Linked DNA regions of Homo sapiens: region 1 is linked to region 2. The links are chromatin loops, found by intact Hi-C in ENCODE. Cell type or tissue: prostate gland. All regions are shown on one strand. Links, peaks and the distances in the headings refer to the core of each region. The heading gives the core; the rest is flanking DNA.

Region 1 (2,900 bases), core at 105-2,604, 48 kb after region 2:
GGTCCGCATGGGTCCGTCTGCTAGTGGAAAGGCAGCGTCCTGTGGGAGGTACAGACAGAGAGAAACAGAGGTAAGTGGAGACAGAGAGCTCAGAGGCTGGGCAGGGAGGTCTAGGTGCTGAGCGGGACTCCGTTTCTGAGGCGGAAAGAACCGGGTGGCTGGGAGCAGGACGCTCCCCAGTCTCCACTTCCTAGACTAGGGCAGGCATTGGGCTTCCTCTTCAGCTCTCCAGGATCTCAAGGAGCTGCCGCGGAATCCTGGCCCTGGGCCGCAGTTTCCCCAGGAGGCTCTGCCAAGCCTGGCACCTTGCAGCCCGGCCTGGGCTCTGTCAAGGCCCGAGCCGGACTCGGCTCCACTCAGAGGCCGGCCCAGCACTTCCCTGCCGCCGCCGCCCCGCACCCGGCCACCGGGCTTCCTCCCAGTCCTCACCCCTGACCTCCGCGGCCGACTTCGAGGCGCGCCAGGCCGGGTCCAGCGCCCGCGGCCCCCTGGGCCGGGACAAGGAGGGCGGGTGAGCAGAAGGGCCGTGCCCAGGGCCTGGAAGTGCAAGGCCGCGTGGTGGGCATGGTAGGGAAGCGGAGCGTGGGCCTGTGAGGCGCGTGTGCGCCTGCGACCTCGGGACCGGGGCTCCCAAATGAACAGCGCGCACAGCTGGGAGCAGGGCTTGGGGAGCGGGGCTCTGCGGCCGGGGATCCGTAGAAGCCGCTGCCTGGAAGCGGGCGCCGGCAGGGGGTGGCCAGACCCGGTCGTGGAGCGTCCTAGTCTTCGGGCACGGCGGGGCCAGGCGAGCCCTCCTGGTTGTCGAGCCTCGGCTGAGAGCCGGGCTGCTCGCCCTTGCTTCCCGCCTCTCTAATCTAAACCATGCGGGGCTCCCAGCCCCTACCCGGCTCGCGGGGCCCGAGGGCCAAGAGGAGGGCACTGGGCCGCGCGGTGGAGGAGCCGGCGGCTCGCGTGGGGCTCGGGATCTTGGGGACCGCGACGCCGGGGAACCCTGGAGCCCCCCTCCCCGGGGGACAGCGGGCGCAGACTGATTGACAGCGGCGACGTCAGCGCGGAGGGGGGGCGGCCCCAGAGGGAGGGAGGGAGGAGGAGGGAATTGAGGCCCCAAAGTGCAGCCTTGGAGATCAAGGGCCCGCTCCAGAGCCGGGATGTGTCCAGCCCCGAGGGCACGGCAGGCAGCTGGACCCTGACCCAGCGGCGCGGAGTCGGAGCCCCGGCCGTCCCGCGCTCCTCGGACCCGAACCTGCAGGGGACCTCGGGCCGCTGGCGCCTCCGCATGCGGCACCGCAATTAGGGTGAGTGTGGGTTCCAGCCGAGTGGGGACGAGCTGGGCGTGCGGGGCTGGGGCCACAGGGGCTCAGGGTTAGGCTGCGGGGACGGACAGGAGGATGAGCTGGAAAGGGGTGAGTCACGCGACCCGGGGAAGAACTTCAGGGGCGGTCAAAGTTGCAGGAAGGCGGCGCGAAGTGCCTTGGGTCGGGCCGCCGCCTCGGCCCGACACCCAGTAGTTGGGGCACGAGCCCTCCTCTCTGAGTAACGCGATGAATTGGGTCTAGAGATCCAAGAGCATAGAAATATCGACAGCGCCAGCACCCTAAGAACAAGGCCGTGACAGGCGGAGCGGTGGCCTGGAAATTGGTGTTTGCAGAATATGCAAGGCCAAGGAAGAGGGCCCCGGTACTGGAGCGAAAATCCGTGTAGATATGTGAGTGATCAGAACACTAGACTCAGAGCCTTTGATGCAATAGACTAGTCAAAATTAAAGCAAGGAACATTATATATAAATAATGATCGATGATTAAAGATTATTGGAATGTGAACAATTACCAAAGAAAGGGCTAATCGGCATAACTGATATAACACGTGAACTTCCAAATAATACAATCATAGTCACTTTCAGAATCAAGTGAAAATAGTAATCACAATTTTTAAAAGGATTAAAGACAAAGTAATTCTAAATAGAGGAACAATGTAAGGACTGTTTATTAAAACCAATTGCACTAATATAACATATAGTAATAGTGTAACAAATTACCAAACTGTAGGAAACTAGCAAACGAACTGTAGGAGAAAGATGAACAATGAAAATACTATTAAGGGAAATACTATTAGTGGTAGTGATATAATAATATAATGTATTATTGATACTACAGTGAACTATTAAAAGAAATATTAACTAAAATCTTAGGAGCAATAGTAATATAAATAAAGACATATTAACAAGAATTGCTGGAGTAATATGACAATTTATGACCAATGTATTAATAGTCACAAGAACATTATAAATAATGGTTGAGTAATAAGAAGTATTGTACCAATGTGATGAAAAATAATCAGAGTATTAAGAGCTACAACAATATTACAAAGTATGACAAAATAACAAGAAGTAATGATGTGATGAGTAACTAGCGAGTTCAGATCTGTAACATTACAAATAATGACAAAGTAACAAGATACTGTCGGGGTGTGTTGAAGAATAATACCTGGAGTGTTATGAGCAAGCCTAACAAAACAAATTGTGGTTAGATAACAAGAAGTATTATAAGGATGTGAGGGAAATTAACATGAATTTTGAGAACAATTATATAACAAGTTATGGTAAACAAGAAGTTATTGAAACAGCGTGACAAAGTATAATCAAAATGAAGAGCAAGCAACGGAAACGTATTAGGGATACAAAGCAAGAATAAAAAATTACAATAGATTAACGTGACCTATTGTTCACTATGTCACCTCGATATTGGAAATAGTATTATGAATGTGCCAGGCGGCCCTGAAATGATGGAACAGTGACAGGAAAACAACAAATTTAGTAACAGTAAGCTAACGAATCAAAGCAGGGCTTTAACCATACAGTATTAAAGATACAAAGTAGTAATAATCCACGCGATAGGATATTC
Region 2 (2,900 bases), core at 268-2,767:
AGGGGTTGTTTTTTGGTTGGTTTTTTTGTTTTGTTTTTTGTTTTGTTTTGTTTTTGCTCTGTCTCATTTCTGTTTCCAACTGGGAAATTTTTTTTAATGGCAAGAGAAAAAGAAGCTGTGAAAAGAGAAAAGCGAGAGGAAAAGTAGAAGAAAAAGAAATAAGGGTGAGAAAAGAGCAGAGACAGGAGAAAATGGGGAAGAGGAAGAACCGATAGAGAGAGAGAGAGAGAGAGAGAGAGAGAGAGAGAGAGAGAAAGTGGAGAGGAAGAGGTCAGGTACCCAAAGAATAGAAAAGCTCGGGCCGGGGCTGGTGGCTGCCGGCTGACCCCCACCCTCCCCGCAGACCATCCTAAACTCCATGCACAAGTACCAGCCGCGCTTCCACATAGTGCGAGCCAACGACATCCTGAAGCTGCCTTACAGCACCTTCCGCACCTACGTGTTCCCGGAGACCGACTTCATCGCCGTCACTGCCTACCAGAATGACAAGGTGCGCGCGGCGGGCGGTGGGCTAAGCCCCTGCACTGACGCCCCTCAACACGTGCAGGCCCAACCGTCCGTTCATCGCCCCTCGAAGCCCCCTGCACGGGATCCGCGCTCTTGCGGCCCGCCCCCGAGCACCGAGCCTCGCATCCATACGCGCAGCACTCACGGAAGTCCTCAAGGCGCCCTCTCAATCCCACCGCGCGCACACACAGGCTCCCCTGGGGCGAGCGAACAGCTGGGCCGTCGTTCTGATGGAGATGTTTACTTAACAATTAGCTGAGACTCCGGGCCCGCGCTGACATTTTTACATTTTATTCGTTTATTTCTTGGCTCAGGAATGAGAATGTAAGTGAAGAGAGGGCGCCCGAGGCAATCTGCCCAGGCTCTACCGATGCTCAGAACCCGGGGCCCAGTTTTCACTCTCTCGGGGGGAGCCAGAGGGTGGGACAGGTGACACAGCCCCCCAAAGCACTCCTGGCTACTGCTCTGGGTCAGTCTAGGCCCCAGACCCCTTGGGAGGCGCTTAGAGAATTACCTTCCAATCAAAGGGCTTTTTCTGCTTGCGGCTTCTCCACCCTTGTTCTAGTGGGGCAGAGCATCACCCCTCTAGGCCTGTGCCCTTGTGCGCCACTGTCGAGTGAAAGAGAGGGTACGAGTGTCCGTGCCGGTCGTTGTGGCTTTGTGAACCAAGGTGTACGCTGGGCTGTGCGTGCCCCGTTTGGGGTGTGTTGGATACCTGTGGAGGCATGTGAATTCGTTTGGTTCCGTAGGCGTTTGTTATGTCTGTGCACACTTGCGTGTGTGCGAGCCCGTGAGTGTGATTTGGCTTTGTGTGTACCTGCAGCCTTGCGTGTGAACTGCAGTCTCTGTTCGCGCCTGCTCGGGTGCGGAGTCGTTTAACTTGCGCAAGCCCGCGGGCGGGTGTGCATGCTTGGGCTGGTTCCGACACTGTGGCACTGCTTTAGGCCTGTGTGGGGCTGTCTAGGCCTGTCTAGGGATAATTCCTCGAATGAAGCTTTTGGAGGACAGACCCCGTCGCTTTCCGCGAGGCCCTCCCACCGGCCTCAGCTCGGGGCGTCCCATCCCAGGCGGGTGGGTACCAAGTGGACGCTCCCCGGGTCTTCCCTCTGCGGCCAGCACCCGCTGACCTCGGGGTGCCACCGACCACGCTGGAAGAGCCACGGCCTGACTTAGCGCCGCCCCCTTGGTCCCCGCAGATCACACAGCTGAAGATCGACAACAACCCGTTTGCCAAGGGCTTCCGGGACACCGGGAACGGCCGGCGGGAGAAAAGGTGAGAGGCCGAGGACAGCAGCCCTGTGGCGGGTGCCCGCGGGAGCAGCGAGCAGGAGGGATGGAGGGATGGGCTCCCCGCTGACCTGGTTCATCCGCTCATCCCCAGGAAGCAGCTGACGCTGCCGTCTCTACGCTTGTACGAGGAGCACTGCAAACCCGAGCGCGATGGCGCGGAGTCAGACGCCTCGTCGTGCGACCCTCCCCCCGCGCGGGAACCACCCACCTCCCCGGGCGCAGCGCCCAGTCCGCTGCGCCTGCACCGGGCCCGAGGTGAGGGTCGGACCGGAGGAGGGACAGGGAGGTGGCGGCGGGGGGTCCTCAGGTCGCTGGGCTGGTCTTTTGCTGAGCCACCCGCTAACCTGAAAGGCCAGGAAGGAAACGTCGGCGAGTGTCTGGGATGGGGTTTCCGTCCCGGGACTCCCCTACGAGGGCGGTCCCCGGTAGCCAGAAGATCCGGCCGGACTCCGAGCCTGGCCCCTTGGGCGCCGTGTAATTCTATAGCTGTAGGGTTTCCTCTCCAGGGCTGGGTTCCTTCCACTGTAAATCTGGGGTCTTGGATTAGGTGACCTGCAGCTGCCCTTTGCCCGACTCCAGCAGCTCCTCCGACTCGGCCTCCCCGAGAGCAGCCCTTCCCGAGTGTCCCTGATCCTGCTCGTCGGCCTCCGCCCAGGCCCCTGTAATCCGCGCGCCCTCTCCCCGCAGCTGAGGAGAAGTCGTGCGCCGCGGACAGCGACCCGGAGCCTGAGCGGTTGAGCGAGGAGCGTGCGGGGGCGCCGCTAGGCCGCAGCCCGGCTCCAGACAGCGCCAGCCCCACTCGCTTGACCGAACCCGAGCGCGCCCGGGAGCGGCGTAGTCCCGAGAGGGGCAAGGAGCCGGCCGAGAGCGGCGGGGACGGCCCGTTCGGCCTGAGGAGCCTGGAGAAGGAGCGCGCCGAAGCTCGGAGGAAGGACGAGGGGCGCAAGGAGGCGGCCGAGGGCAAGGAGCAGGGCCTGGCGCCGCTGGTGGTGCAGACAGACAGTGCGTCCCCCCTGGGCGCCGGACACCTGCCCGGCCTGGCCTTTTCCAGCCACTTGCACGGGCAGCAGTTCTTTGGGCCGCTGGGAGCCGGCCAGCCGCTC

The links. Hi-C counts contacts between places; a loop is a spot of excess contacts. Peaks named below come from ENCODE experiments on the same cell type or tissue, not always from the same donor. Only the 100,000 strongest peaks of a DNase experiment are listed, where the experiment ranks them.
Region 1: a loop joins it to region 2, with 3 times the contacts of the local background. A loop is called at or near these places in 6 of 110 quality-filtered maps.

What each region holds. Positions count from the first base shown.
Region 1 is chr17:61,451,283-61,454,182 of GRCh38, forward strand. It overlaps TBX4 (T-box transcription factor 4), which reads left to right and starts at 1,140. Exons shown (of 9, transcript NM_001321120.2): 1 at 1,140-1,295. It overlaps LOC124904042 (a long non-coding RNA gene), which reads right to left. Exons shown (of 2, transcript XR_007065872.1): 2 at 1,960-2,900. RefSeq lists enhancers at 1,110-1,951, 2,752-2,900. In prostate gland, for the core only: no CTCF peak of the experiment used is centred there; no DNase peak of the experiment used is centred there; H3K4me3 peaks cover 762 bases; H3K27me3 peaks cover 291 bases.
Region 2 is chr17:61,402,718-61,405,617 of GRCh38, forward strand. TBX2 (T-box transcription factor 2) reads left to right here. Exons shown (of 7, transcript NM_005994.4): 3 at 344-490; 4 at 1,704-1,780; 5 at 1,889-2,052; 6 at 2,485-2,900. Among named protein-coding and RNA genes, the nearest start is that of TBX2, 4.3 kb to the left of the region's middle. RefSeq lists an enhancer at 2,691-2,900. In prostate gland, for the core only: no CTCF peak of the experiment used is centred there; a DNase peak (open chromatin) is centred at 1,402; H3K4me3 peaks cover 2,500 bases; H3K27ac peaks cover 2,500 bases; H3K27me3 peaks cover 1,131 bases.